Linked DNA regions of Homo sapiens: region 1 is linked to region 2. A link is a loop called in an ENCODE intact Hi-C map of the cell type or tissue named here. Cell type or tissue: ascending aorta. All regions are shown on one strand. Each heading gives the region's core, and the rest is flanking DNA. Links, peaks and the distances in the headings are about the cores only.

Evidence for each region. A loop is a pair of places that touch in the nucleus more often than their neighbours do. Peaks named below come from ENCODE experiments on the same cell type or tissue, not always from the same donor. Only the 100,000 strongest peaks of a DNase experiment are listed, where the experiment ranks them.
Region 1: it touches region 2 in a loop (1.9-fold over the local background); 3 of 110 quality-filtered maps call a loop at or near these places.

Annotation. Positions count from the first base shown.
Region 1 is chr11:113,629,934-113,637,447 of GRCh38, reverse strand. The region is part of intron 1 of LOC107984390 (a long non-coding RNA gene); the gene reads left to right. Among named protein-coding and RNA genes, the nearest start is that of TMPRSS5, 73 kb to the left of the region's middle. In ascending aorta, for the core only: no CTCF peak of the experiment used is centred there; a DNase peak (open chromatin) is centred at 4,247; H3K27ac peaks cover 3,789 bases.
Region 2 is chr11:113,568,305-113,575,818 of GRCh38, reverse strand. No RefSeq gene overlaps it. Among named protein-coding and RNA genes, the nearest start is that of DRD2, 97 kb to the right of the region's middle. In ascending aorta, for the core only: no CTCF peak of the experiment used is centred there; no DNase peak of the experiment used is centred there; H3K27ac peaks cover 1,708 bases.

The sequences.
Region 1 (7,514 bases), core at 1,632-6,631, 61 kb before region 2:
GCATAGTGGTACATGCCTGTGATCCCAGTTACTCAGGAGGCTGAGGTGGGAGAATTGCTCGAGCCGAGGACACAGAGGTTACGGTGAGCTGAGATTGTGCCACTGCACTCTAGGCTGGGCAACAGATCGAGACTCCTTCTTAATAAAAAGAATGAAAGAAAGAAAGAAAGAAAAAGAAAGAAAGATAGAAACTTTCTCTTTGAGCCTGTTGGCTTGGAGAGGTCCTTCTGGGACATGGAAGTCAAAGGCCTTTGGTGCTGTTGTGTGATGTGAGGCCTTTGGAATGTGTGTGTCTATGTGAAGTGACTAGTGCATTTAAGAAGTATTGGATGAAAGAAAATAAATAGTTTTACCCAAAAGACACATGCACACATATGTTCATCATAACACTTTACTATTTGTTATATTCACAATAGCAAAAACATGGAATCAACCAAGGTGCTCATCAATGGTGGACTGGATAAGGAAAATGTGGTACATATATACCATGGAATATTATGCAGCCATAAAAAAGAATGAAATCACTTCCTTTGCAGCAACATGCATACAGCTAGAGGCCATTACCCTAAGCAAATTAACATAGGAACAGAAAACCAAATATCTCATGTTCTCATTTACAAGTGGGAGTTGAACATTGGGTATACATGGACATAAAGATGGCAGCAATAGAAACTGGGGACTACTAGAGTGGGGAGGAAGGGAGTGGGCAAGAGTTGAAAATCTATCAGGTACTACGTTCAGTACCTGAGTGACAGGATCATTTGCACCCTAAACTTCAGCATCATGCAATATACCCAGGTAACAAACCTGCACATGTGCCCCTTGAATCTAAAATTAAATTTGAAATTATAAAAAATAAAAATAGAAAAAGAAGTAGTAGATAGACAAGGGAAGCCCTTGCTTTCTTCAGGAGGGTCACACAGAGCAGAGAGAGCACTGGGCCTTGCCTGGGTCCTAGTCTCTGCCTTGCTGGCCCTGATTTTCTGGGACTAGGGAATCAGAAGAAGAATATCATAGCTTTGGTGGAGGCCAGGTTATCGTTTGCTTTAGGTCCACCTGTGATATCCAGTATCTTCCCATCCATCATCAGTCCTTCAGTCCATCTTTCTGTCCATCTTTCCATCCATCTGGACTTACACCTTTTCCAAATTAGTAAAGAATGCCATCCTCAGGAGAGTCTGAACTTTGATGAAGGTTGTAAGGCTCTTCAGCCCACCCCCTCCAGCCTTGTCTCTGCTGACTGTCTTCTTCATGGTCTCTACCCTGTTGAAAAGGCCATGTTATCACCTCCCCAGTGAGGCACATGGTGGCCCGCCACCTCACACTCCCCTCTACCTTGACCCCTCTACTGTGCCCATCTCCCACTGACTGTGTCCAGGTAAATGTCCCTTCTCATCTGTGCTTCTTTAGCATCTTCAGTTTACCCCAGGAGGATACCTGTCACCCTCTAGGTAAGGCCATGAGTGTCATCTCAGATTAGACAGGTCTGCTCATGGTCCATGTCCCTGGGTTTTAGCAGTTAAAGAAAAAAAATACACAAAATGCTTGTCCAAAATGGCAAGAAATACTTTATTCAAGACTATTGCAACAGGGAAGAGAGAGTAAACTCAACTCCAAACGCAAAAGGGACAAGTGGGGATTTATAGCCAATGACAGGGTAAGGAAGTAGATGGAAAATCACTAAGAGGAACTTGCCTAGGTGTGCAGGGTGTGGGGAAGAGGAACTTGATATCAAGGTGGGGGGATTCTCAATAAATTCTTTGCTAAAACTGGACTCAGTTGGCCAAGGATGGGGGCTCATCAGAGTAAGGAGTAATGAGTATGTTTGGTCGAGGAGGGAGTTCTTGTCATGGATGGGGCAGGAAGCTGGTGCTGTGCCTGAGGCCAGCCCTTGGCCTCCATCATGGGGCCATCCAGGCGGCTGGAACCTCCTGCACAATCCTAATCAGTGGGTCTCCCTAAAAATAGCAGCCTCTGCCCATGCAGAAGCCTCACACACAGATCCATGTTTGTTGTGGGTACCTCAGCTGCTCTGGGGTGAGAGGGGATATATTTATTTTTCCTTTGTGCATCAGTTGAGCCTGGCTTCGTGGCCAACCTACCTCGTCAGAGCTCTGCATTCAGGCAGGGTCGGGGGAGTCAGACAGCCCATATCCAGCCATTCTGCAAGTCTAGGCTTCCTTCCTAATGGGGAATGATGTAAAAGTGGGAAATCCCAAGGAGGTATTTTGGGAAGGGTTGTGGAGAGAGAGGCAGACAATACTGCTCCAGATGGCCTGTATGTTCACTGGGAAAAGTGCTGTCTCATTAAACGTTTCTTAGGCCTTGGAGCTTATCTCTTCTGTCCAGGTGGGATTTCAAAGCCTGCTGGAGAAGGGAATCCTGGGACAGAGGCAGGAACATGTCATAGGTTTTTATGGCAGAGTCATCCTTGGAATTTTAATTACCTTATCATCATCACACTATTATATATTTACCTATCCTAATGATGAGATTACACATTCAATTAGGATGTAATTACTAGTTCTATTACTTAAAGAAAAATACTTAGGGATAATTACACAATTATGAAATACAATTAGAAAATGACATATTAAATTTAGAAAAGCTTTTGAAACACTCCTCCAACCCTCCCACCCCACCCTCCTGTACAAAAGATTTCTTGTATTTATTCTCTCTCCTCTTTCTCTTCTGCAAGTACAAGTGCAGCCCAGTCTGGTCCAGTGTGATCAAGGGGTGGGTATTTCCCTGGAGAGCACAGGACATTGTATCTTAGAGATTCAACCCCTTACGGCCTCTTGGGGATTTAGGGGTAGCTCAACTTTGGAGACTCTGCCTGAGGTTCTGGAACCACAGGGCATTTTCGCAGGCCACAGGTGGTGGTTGTTCAACCTTCCCTGCTACCCCATCTGCTGGGAGTGCAGAAAGGGAAGGAGCAGGGTGGGGCCTGGCAATTCCAGGGCTGAATGTTACAGGTGGGGCTCTCAAGAGGCCCCAGAGGCAAACAAATTATCAGAGTCTGTCTCACACATGGGTACAGTGTTTCACCATTTTGATAACACTTTCACATTTCCCAGCTCCTTTAATCCACAGCACCATCTAATGAGATGGGGAGATGGTTAAGTGTTCTTGTTCCCCTACTTGGAACTCCCTCTTCCTTTAATCTCTGTCTCCACTCTGGTTTTTGTCTTTAGTTGTCTGATTACCCATCTCAATCTTCTTTGTGGCTTCTTTTTATCCTTGGCTTACAGATTGTTTTATTGCTCTCCAGAGTTCCATCCTCTTCTGTTTGTTTGTTTGTTTGTTTGTTTCTCTCTCTCTCTCTTGGGCAGTTCAAATGGGATGGAGGGGCTCTCCCAGGCTTCACCACTGCTGTGTGTGGTGTATGATTATGGGTGGAAGTAAGGCACTCTGCTGCCAGGCTTGAGCCATAAGACTCCCCTCTCAATGCTTCCCTCTCTCTTTGCCCATGTGTGGGCTGTATGTTGCTGTCCAGGACAACCTTTGAAATGGCTTTGAAGCAGACAGGGACCCTGCCATCTCTGGAGCACAGTGCTCATTGTCACTCACCTTGCCACTGTTTAGAGTTTATCTGAGTAAGAAAAACTTCATTGTATTAAATCACAAAATATTTCTATGTTTACCTGATACAGCAGCCCCTCATAAATGAAAACAGCCTTACTGGTAGGAAACAGATTCTGGACCATAAGATTTGAATTGATAGTGTTTTTGTGCTTTCCTCTGGCAAGTCCAAATAGGAAGCCAACTTATATCCAGAAGTTGGTAAAGTTGGTTAGTCTAGTGGATGTCATGGTGGCTTCCCTGACATCCACTTCCTCTTCATCCGGTGATTATTGCAGTTTTGCCCAAGCCTTGCCCACACAGCCACTGTAGTTGAGGGGCTGCTGCCACCCTCAGCTCCAAGGTTGGGCCTAAAGGGCCTAAGAGTAACCTCACTCCCTTGGCTTTTGGAATCCAGGCCAATGTGAATCAGTCCTGGCCTCAGAACTAATTCAGGAAAAGTTATGACCCAATTTGGTCTAATGAGACAAAAGGCCAAATTTATTGGGGTCTGCTTGGAAAGAGATTTCTTCACTCTTAAGACAGCCATAGAAACTATGTTGCAGATGAATCCAGAATTCTGAAAACAGAAAGCAAAGATCCAGATCCTGTCCAAGCAGAAAGCATGGGGAGCATGCCCTGACCCTCAGACTCGAGTGCCCTGGTCCCCAGAGAGGTGCATTCCTACTGGGACTTACTCACTTCCTCCTCTTGCTGTGCTTCCAAGCTCACTGAGTGTACCAGCTTAGCATGCTTTTGGCTGCAATGATCAGAAAATCTGACCCAACTCAACTGAAGACAATAACAGGAATTTATTGTATCGTATAACCAAAAAAGGCCAGGGTTGGAACATGGTTCAGACTTGGCCCTGGCTTGGTTTATTTGAGATACTCTCAGCCTTTTGTCCCTTCTTTAGGCTGCTGTTAGGATAGCTGCAACAATGCCAGGCCTCCTGGCCAAAGACTAGGTCCACAGACAGTAGGTTACAGCAAGCCATGCTGATGGATATTTTAGGCCTTCTCAAATTCCCTGGGCACAGACATCTCCTTTTACTCCCACAATGAGCTCCTCACATCCATTTTGTCTGTATAACACTATTTAGTTCTTAGTGGGGGTGACTGTATTTTTCTATTTTGAAGTTCTTGGGCAGAATGGGCATCTTGCTGTTGCTCCCATGCACGGCCAACACAGGTTAGATTCTCTCTCTGACTGATCTCATCCTCTCCCGTGGCTTAAGCTATATCACTTGTCCATGACCCTAGATCTACAACACCAGGGTGGACCCCTTGCCAGGCTCTTTCCAGTCTGCTCTGGCTCAACAGCTATTGGGCAGCTCCCTGTGCACACTGAGCAAGAACTTCAAACACAGTGTCCAGACGGGAGACTCCTCATCTGCTCTTATGCCAGCATTTTCTAACTTGGTTAGTGGGGCTTCTGTTTATCCAGTCACCCAGGCTTAAGTCCTCGACACCATGTTTGCCTCTTTCCTTGCTTTTCCCGACATGTTTAGTAGCTTACAAAGTTCTCTGATGACATTTCCTGAATACGTTTCTAATCTGTCTCCTCTTCAAGGTCTCAGTGGTCATAATCTAAGCTCAACCTCTTCTTATATTTTACCTGGACTATGGAAATAGTTTCCTAACTTGTCTGTCTGCCTCCAGTCTTGCTTTTCTCAATTCCATTTTTCTGAAAACACATAGATTGGCCTTTCTATAATACAAATATTCATTCTTTGGCTTACAATCCTTTCACTGGCTCTGCATTTCTGCTAGAGAATAAGATCCAAATTCCTTAGTCTGACATTCAAAGTTGTTCACATCTGGCCCTGGCTCCAACCTCTTCTTCCACCATGATGTCCCTGATACTCTACTTCCTAGCCATACTGAGTCAGTCACTCTTCTCTGAGTACATGCTACTGCATCATGACTACAGACTTTTCTGCACGCTTAACTTCCTGCCTAAGAGATTCTTTCTCCACTCTCTTTAACTCATGTCCTCCTCCAAAGTCTTTAAGCCCTTATAAATGGGTCAGTGCATATCTTTTACCTCCTCAGTGCACCCTCCCTCACCCTTCCTCTTGCAGTGAGCAACTTCTTATTCCACTCCCCACCACCACACACTGATACATACCTTCCATAGCACTCACCTCACTCCATTGCCATTATTTGCTTATATGTCTGTTTCCTACACTGGACAGTAAATACCTGTCAGTCATTCTATCAGCTTGTATTTATTAAACACCTAGCATGTGCCAGACACTGTGCGGGTGCTGGGGACAAAGAGATAAACCATACTAGTTAACACTCATATGCTACTTACTACATGCTAGGCACTACCCAAAGTTCTTTGCATACATTAACTTAAAGGGCAATAATTTGTGGGGAGTCTTGAGAGAGAATGTTACCTGTGTTAGCCACATATGGGGGCAAGAATAAGGTGCCCATTCTTTTCCCAAGAACTTGGAAATAAGGGAAATATAGTCACACTTTTAAGAATTAAATATAATATACAGACACAATTATTTTTGCAATCTAGTTGGTTGGGGAGGCAGGGCTTGAATTCGGGTATTTAGATTCTAAATCTTATGTCCTTTCTGCTATGTCACACCTGTTTCATTCAACCTCCTTCCAGCTTCCTCAGCTGTCACAAGGTAGTAGTAATGATACTTTGCTTTTTTACCTCATTTGGTTTGTGAAGAAGATCCAATATGATGGTGATAAAGCCTTGCAAACTATAAAAGCTCCGTGCAAATGAGAATTATCTATACACGAATCTATACATCCATACACACATCTATACACACATCTAGGGAGCCCTATTTAACATCTATTTTTGCCTGAAATAAGACATCTCTTAACATCACCAACCTCTAGTGTTCTGAATTGCACAAGAAAATGCTGTTGCCCCCATGGGGTTGAGAGTCTTTGGTCGTTTTCTGATTCCTCTTGTCACCCGAGGCTTAGATCATTTATAATTAAGTAGGTCATTTGGACCTGCCTTCCCTGGAAGAGTTTTGGTCTCCTCTTTATTCTGTCTCACCATTGTGTGCACCTCCAAGCCTTTCCATCTCTTCTTCAGGCAAAACGATGCCAAATACCCCACTTCTGATTCTTTCCATGGGAGCAGAAAGAGGAGCTGAGACCTGCTGGACGTTGACCAGAAGGCCCATCCTAGGGCTTTACCTAGAGCTGGTTCCTCCTGACTTCCACTCACACTCTCAGCCCTGGGGTAGAAAACTCTTTAGGCTCAAAGGCAGAACCCTGCCTTCCCCAGGTGGCAGAACGAGGCAGGAGGCAGGTCTGCTGGGTTCCTTGTCCCTGTAGGAAAGGCATCAACTTCAGTGACAGCCTAGTGGTCTGGGGGCCACTGCACCCCATAAAGCCTCCTAGAGCAACCCCAAACTGAGGGCAGAGAGATGGACTCATCTCTTGGATTGGCAGAGGGTGGGGTGGAAGGGGTGTAGCTGTATACAGAGGGTCTCTTCTCATCTTTTACAAACGCAGACTCAGTCTCATCTGATGCAGTTCAGTTGGCTGGAAAATGATGGAAAGTTTAACAAGCTCAGCCTGGCGGCAGCAAGGAGGCAACCCAGGCTGTGTGCAGCATCGCCCCTTCCCTCCAAGGCAGGCTGGGGGCCAGATCTTTCCCTGGCTTTGGAGGAGCGGAGGGCATACTTTTGGCTGTGGCTTCTAGACAGCTTCTGACCCTGTGGTCTTTAGGCTGGCTTCCCATAGTGATCCTCAGAATTATTAAGGGAGTCCTCCCATCTTCCATTTTCTACCTTCAGGTTTTCATTTTCTTAAAGTTTCATTTTTTAACAATTGCCACGACAGCAGCTCCGAGTGTCAAAGACAACAAAGAGTCCGAGGGCACGGTGCTCCTTGGAAGAGAAATCATCCAAATTGCAGATCCAATCCCGTCGTTTGCTCCTCTCCTCCTCCTGCGCTGCGGAC
Region 2 (7,514 bases), core at 886-5,885:
AGCCTGGGTAACAGAGAGAGACAGAGTCTCAAAAAAAAAAAAAAAAAAAAAAAGTACAGAAGGCTCTCTGACTCTGCCATGGGCCAGGTGAAAGGTGGGGTGGTCCAAAAGCTTCTAAATGAGAGCTAGTCAAAATGGAAAGAGCAATCTGAAAGAATAGTTGCTAACCAAATGGCAGAGACAAGAGTTATAGGGAAGATGGTGGTGGTGGTTGGGTCTGAAGGCCCCACCCCCAAAAACCAGATCAGCTTGCCTTCATCTATTTCTTTATTTGGTCTAATACTGCAAAGCCAGGCTGCACACTGCCATGTTGACTCTACCAGAGCCCAGCATGCTTGCTTGAACTCCACTGGTGAGCTGGCCTTAGACTGAATTTCTAACTTGCTTCAATGTATTCCTACTCCTAGGTAGGTAGAGAAAGGGCTATTATTCCCTTTTACAGATGGAGGGGGCTTAGATCAAGGTCTGATTGCTTCAAGGAAAGGTTAGGCTGATTCAATCTTTTAAAAACTTTGGTTTATATTTTAGCTCCTTGCCTTATTTCTTTAGTCTCAGCTAATTCACACAGCTGTTCTAGAAGGGCCCCATTTTAAAGGATCCCATGTTCCATGATTTAAAAAATGAAAGCCTCAAATTCTTAGACACTACTGTCATTAAAAGGAGGCATCTATGTCCCCTTCTGTCTGAATTTGTATGGGGTTGTTACTGCTTTGGCCAATGGAATACAGAGGAAGTGAAGACCTGAGAGTAGGTCATGAAAGGGCATGCAGCTTCTGCCTGGCTGTCTTGGAACTTTTACCCTCTGGGTGCGTTCTCTGGGGATGCTCCCTCTTGGACCCCAGTTAACATGTTATGGGGAGTCCAAGCCGGATGGAGAAACCACATGTAGGTACCAGGGCAACAGTCCTAGCTGGGCCCAACCTTCAAGTCATCCCAGCCCAGGTCCCAGACATGAGTGTGAAGAAGCCTCCAGATGATTCAACCCCCAGCTGTTCACATTGCCCCCAGCTGTTTGAATTTCTCATGCCAGGCATTATGGAGAAGAGGTAAACTTTTCATCTTGTCCCCTGTCCAAATTCTTGATCCATAGAAGCTGTGAGCATAATAAAATCAGGCCACTTAGTTTGGAGTGGTTTGTTACACAGCAACAGATAATTGGAACATTATGCCGGACTAAAAGGTTATGTGAAATCACTTTCTCAGTCTCCCAATATTTAATTCCTCATCACTCATAACAAGGCGTAGGCTTCCGGGGTGCAGGCAGAGATTGGCCTGTGGGATCGATTGCTAGGCCTGCATGGGAGAGCTGGGTCACTTTACCTTTCCCTCCTGTCAATCATTTGGCTAAAAGAAGAAGTAAATTGTGCCATTAATCACTCTTTACTCTCCTTCCTCCCTCCTACTGTCTGAAGGGGGCTGCTCCCAGGACTCAGGGCTCAGCGCTGAGCCCTGTGGGAAGAGACTTGGGCCCTGGAGCGTAATTAATACTTGCCTCTGAGCCAGCTCTTAGGGGCTGTTAGCTCCTGGTCATTTACAAAATGATTGTTATTTTATTGACCCAGGAGAAGATAATTGCAAGTGACAAATGCTGACTTTGACATCCAGCCCTCTATGGGGACCTGGCAGGGCTGCTGTGCCTCCTGTGTGTATATGTTGTGTCTGGGTGTGGGGAGGCACTGATACCTATTAGTCTGGGAATAAATGGTGGTGGGAAGGGATGGAAAATGTCACAAAGTGTGTGTGTGTGTGTGTGTGTGTGTGTGTGTGTGTGAGCATATATGTTTGAGAGAGAGAGAGTTTGGGGAGGACTCTGACCTATTAGATCATTCCATGTCTATGTCCTATGTGGGCATCAGATCAGACAAAGCTGTGAAATATGGACAAGGTAAGGGCTGCTTTGGGCTGCATATTTATTTATTTATTTATTTATTTATTTATTTATTTATTTATTTATTTTTTAGTGGGACCTAGGGACTATGGAGTAACTTCTTTCCCAGTTCCTTTCTTTAACTACCTCCTCCAGGAGCTGAGTGAGGTGAAAATGATCAGTGCCAACCACGATCACCAGGGAATGAGAAGGAGGAAAAACACTGACTTAATTGGGGCAAGAATAGGAGAACAAATGGACACAGGGAGGGGGACATCACACACTGTGGCCTGTCGGGGGGTGTGCAGCAAGGCAAGAGAGAGCATTAAGACAAATACCTAATTCATGTGGGGCTTAAAACCTAGATGACTGGTTGATAGGCACAGCAAACCACCATGGCACATATGTACCTGTGTAACAAACCTGCACGTTCTGCACGTGTATCCCAGAACTTAAAAAAAAAAAAAAAAAGAAACGTAGAGGCTGATTCTGTAGGGTAGGACCCAAGAGTTTGCATTTTTGACAAGTTCTCATGTGATGCTGGTGCTTCTGGTTTCTTGACCACCCTTTGAGTAGAGAGGATTTAGACTGTTTTCAACGTTTTTTCATTATAAACAATGCTGTAATAAATGTTTTTTGCAATGGCCTTTCACAATGTACAAGTCTATCCTGAAGGATAAATTTATAGAAACAGACTTTCTGGGCCAAAGATTTGTATTCTGGTACATTAGAGAAACACTTTAAATTGCCCTTCATAGAATGCCTACTCTGTCAACCCTAAAATGTGAGTGTCTGTTGTTCCACACCCTTGCCAATAGTGGGTATTAGTCAACAAATGTGTGTCCATTTCTCATTAATATTTTTAGTTTTTATTTTATGAATTGAGATGTTACATTATTATTGAACAGATATTCAAGGATGTTAGACCTTCAATGTGAACTGTACCTTTTACATAAGGCACTTTTTTGTTTGGTTTGATTAACACTTTTTACCCTGCATTTCAGCTTCAAACATGCATTTGCATGGTGTGTTTTTGACCCTGCTTTTCCTTCATATTCCTGTGTATTTCCATCTCATATTTTTCCAACTTAAAGTTAGCTTATCAATTAGTTCACTTACATATGCATTATTAAAGTCATATATTATATAAAATCACATGTGAACTTAGAAATGCAGTTTCCCCCACCCTCATCATTTCATGAAATCTTTTCATTTAAACTCTTTTCATGCATTTTCAACATTAGTGTTTTCTTCCCCATCATTAGAGGTAATATTCTGAGTCATTTATCCCAATTTTCCAAAACACATCATCTTCACTTCCTTCAAAAAGTTGAGATACCACAATTTTTGTATCCATGTATGTGTAATAACGTCACTGCAAAACTCATTCCAAACCGCAAATACCCCTTCTTTAACATTCCCCTGTTTTAGCCATTTGTCTTGTAGGTATCTATTCATAAGCTCCTCTGTGTAGCTACTTACTGTGTTGTTTTTTTTCCCTTTCACTTAGTTTTTGTTTTTATTACTAACACATGTGTATAAATATAAATGTACAGCCATAAATGTCAAACATCCTAAGAGATTTATATTTTAAAATACTGAAAAGCAAAATTCCCCAGTCCTCTCCAGCCTCAGTTTCAGACAAAGCAACCACTTTGAATTTCTTTAGTTTTTTGGGCATTTTTCTCTTAATTTCTAAACAACACATTCGCATTGCTTTTTCTTAATGTTTTAAAGTGTTGCATATTATTTATAGAGTTTCCGTAATAAAAAATGTGGACTTGGCTCTTTCACTCTGTTCCTTCCCACTTCCTCTCTCATTTCTAATATAGCTACATCACAGTTTGTTGGATTAAATAATTATTCATTGTTTATATTATTATGATTATATGAATGTTATTTATAGTTAAGCCATGTGCTGAATCATAGTTAGAATTCCTTTTAGGTATAATTTTCTGTTTTTCTATTTTGTTACTACTAACTTTGTTTTTTCTTTTCTTTCCTTTTTTTTCTGGTTTTCATTTGCCTAGTTTCTCTGTATTTATCATTAATTTACCCCAACTCTCTGGCAAAAGTATAATTCTTTTCTCGGGATATTAAAAAACTCCAGTAAGATATTCTTTTGGAGGCCCTGCCTTTTGCTCCAATCCAGACGGGCCACCTTCTTATTCTGTTGTACAGACTCACTCTGGGAGCTCTGTTCACTCCCCTAGGCACCTCCTGTGCTCTCTTATTTGTTGACTCCTGTGTCCTCTGGATCCCAGAGCTTTCTCTTTGTTTCCTCTTGTTTTGGCGGAGCTATCTTCCCGTGGCTTTCTGAGAAAGGGTGGAAAGGGTGTGTGGAGAATCAAATTTTGAGAATTATCATCTCTGAAATTTTTTTTAAATTTATTTTTTATTTCAATAGTTTTTGGGGAAAAGGTGGTGTTTGGTTACACGGATAAGTTCTTTAGTGATGACTTCTGAGATTTTGCTTCTCGCCTTCTCCAGTCTACTCATGCAGGCAGTTAGGCCCAGCTCTTTTTAGTCTGCAAAACTTATTTGTGCTCTTTCCATTTTCCTCCCAAATTTGAAAATTTTGTTTACATCTCTTGCATACTTTTATCTCGTCTCCCATTCTCTTTGTTGTAGTTTTATGCCTTTTTTCATCCTTTTACTGTCACCTTTTTAGTCACATCTGGGAGGAAACAGAGGTAAATATGTTAAAGCTCATGTTTAGCTGGAACTGGTCTATGCTTTCACTTCCACCCTTTTTGAATCACTTTGTTTTAGGTGTGTCAGAGTGACCTTTGCAAATGGCAAGCCTGATCTTATCTCTCTTTGTCTTCAAATCCTCAAGGCCCCTGATTTTTTTTTTAGGATGAAAGTCCAAAGTTTTGACATGGCTTGCAATGCACCTATATGATCTGTCTCCTCCTCTTCTCTCTCAAGACAATACTCCCTTTACTTACTCTTCAACCAGGCTGGATTTTGAACATGCTATTCCTTCTGCCTGGACCCCTCTTCCTTCAACTGCCCTGGCCCTGGCTAATTTCTTCATCATTCAGTGCTTGTCTCTAATTTCCTTCTTTGGAGACACTTACCCTGCCTCCACACCAAGTCAGGTTCCCTGTTACATGCTCCAGCAGCCCTCTATACATACATTGAAAGCCAAGTAGATACTGGATGCCTGCGTCCTTCACTAATGTGTAAGCTCTTAGCTTTGGTGGTGAGTTTTGCTGGAGGTAGGAGATGTACAGGTGGGTTCCATGAGGCCAGGGAACCTGTTGGTCTTTAGTGTTGTGTTCCCATGGCATTAACACAGTGCTTACATAGAAAGGCTGCCCAAAGTATAGCTGTTGAGCAAGTGAATGAATGAATGAATGAGCAAATGTGTATGCACTTGGACTCAGAAATTGTTAGAGCAAGGGGGAAACTTAGAGACTGTGTAGCTTTATAGCTACATTTTATTATTTTTTTTTAACAGTTGGCAACCTTGAGGCTCAGAGACATAAGGGAAAGGTCCCCCAAATACACATGTGTACATTTTTCATAATACTGCTAATAAAAATCCTATGAGGTGCTTTCCATCACTCTCATTTTATAGAAGAAGAAATTGAGGTTCCGAGGACTAAAGTAGCTTTCCTAACATCACACATCTAGTATATGTCAGAACTGGGATTAGCACTCAGGTCTACCTGCCTCTAAAGCTCATCCATGTCTTTACTTCATGATACCTGAATGATAACATTTGGATCACATTTGAATGGACCTGCCAAGGATCAAGGAAGTGAGTATATGAGTTGGTTTTTGCTATGATAACAATCTCTAAACCTCATGGTTCATAGCAATTAACATACAGTTTTTACTTATGCTCTGCAGGTCAGCTGTCATTCTGCTGGGCCTGGCTATACTTGGTATTGGGCTGAGAGTCAAGTTCATGCCTGCTTTATGTATGTTCTCATTCCAGGACTATGCTGAAGGAGTATATATATATATTTTTTATGGTAGAGAGCAGACTGTCAAGAGGTCTACCATAATCATACAGCCCTTCTAGAAGCTTTGGGTCTGTATTCTGTATCTACTCACATTCCATTGGCCAAAGCAAGTGGCATGGTCAAACTCAATATCTGATGTGTGGGAGGCACCTCTTCCCAGGGGGTTGGGGGCTTAAAAGAATGAACATTTGCTGAGCAGTAATACAGTCAAGCACAGTGAGAGACACAGAGATATCTCCGGATAATGACAACATTCAAACCTATTTTCTAGGGGTTTGCCAGCTTGACAGCAATGTATTCTAAGACGCTTCACAGTAGCCCAAAGACCAAGCACCCAGCATGTATAAATGCATGCCTGCTGTTCCCTATACTCACAGATCCCTGGTGAGGCAGTACTGGATGCCAAAACAGGCATCTGTCCTGATTTATCGTTGCCATACCAGTTTTTAAGTATTTTAAGCACTACCCCCTGAGTATATATAAATGCAAGCTATAGATTTACCCTTTTTCTAACCTGGCATGTCAGTCCCTCCTCTGGGACTGGATAGTTCAATAGCTAGGATCTTCCATATCCACAGAGAACTCTGAAGAAGAAATGTGATAGAGCTCAGACACAAAAATCTTCTGCTGAGCTTACAGGATAAAAGGGGAAGTTCCTTTCTTTATTAATTTAATAAACATTTTAAAGATATCTTTCAGTGGTGGACACTCTGTGGGTCCTTGGGGTGGGAGGGTGGGAATAAAACATTGCACAGCAGGACTTGAAAAAGCACACTTTTTATCTCATGAAATGCCAGCATTGAGTGAGGCTTTAGTGCCCTTGCAGGCCAGCTTTTCAGAGAGAAGGAATGTCATTTCACCCTGTTAGTGGAGTGACAGAGCTAGGACCTGATGGCAAGCTTGCTGATTTCTGGGTAAGTGCTCTTCATTGTCTTCAGAGAACACAGAAAACCAATTTTGAGGTTGAATCCCTGGGTAGTGAGATGACAGGTGATTGCTGGTCTGCTTGGAGGGTGGCATTATCTGGCCCTGTCCAAGCGTGTATGTGCTGGACTTCCTTGGGGCACAGAGATGGCCTGGACTCCAAATCCCTTGTCTAGAAGCTGGAATTATTTCCAGCCCCAGTGATAGCCCTCGGGGGAGGGGAGGCTAGCAGCCTTTGTAGCTGATTTAATCATGCCAAGGTGTGTGTGGGAGCCCGTGTTCCTTCTCTGCTTAATCCAAATTACATTAAAAACAAGACTCTCTTGGGGCCTCTGTTAATAATAAGTGGTTTATGCTGCTGCCTGGAGTGGGGGAATTTGTTTGCCTTTCATTCATTCTTGTCCTCCTCCCTCCTCCCCTCATCCCCGCCCCTCCTCTTGCACCTGTGGATGGCAAGAGGAAAAAAAAAAAAAAAAAAAAATAGAAAGATACTTAGCATCCATTTGTTTAAATGGATATTTAAAATAAGGATTTATTTTTTAAGACCTCATTGCCTGGGTTTCTTTACATCTCTCGACTTGGTTTCTAAGCCCCCACACAGTCTGGGCTTCCCGGGGAGGAAAAGGAATTTGCAGATCTGGTGAGCAGTTCTTGGTATTAAGCCCAGTGTGCACAGCTGGTTTTTCCACCTGCAGGGAGAATCCGGGTCCCCCACTCTGTCGTACAGCTCTGGAGGCTTGGTGGAA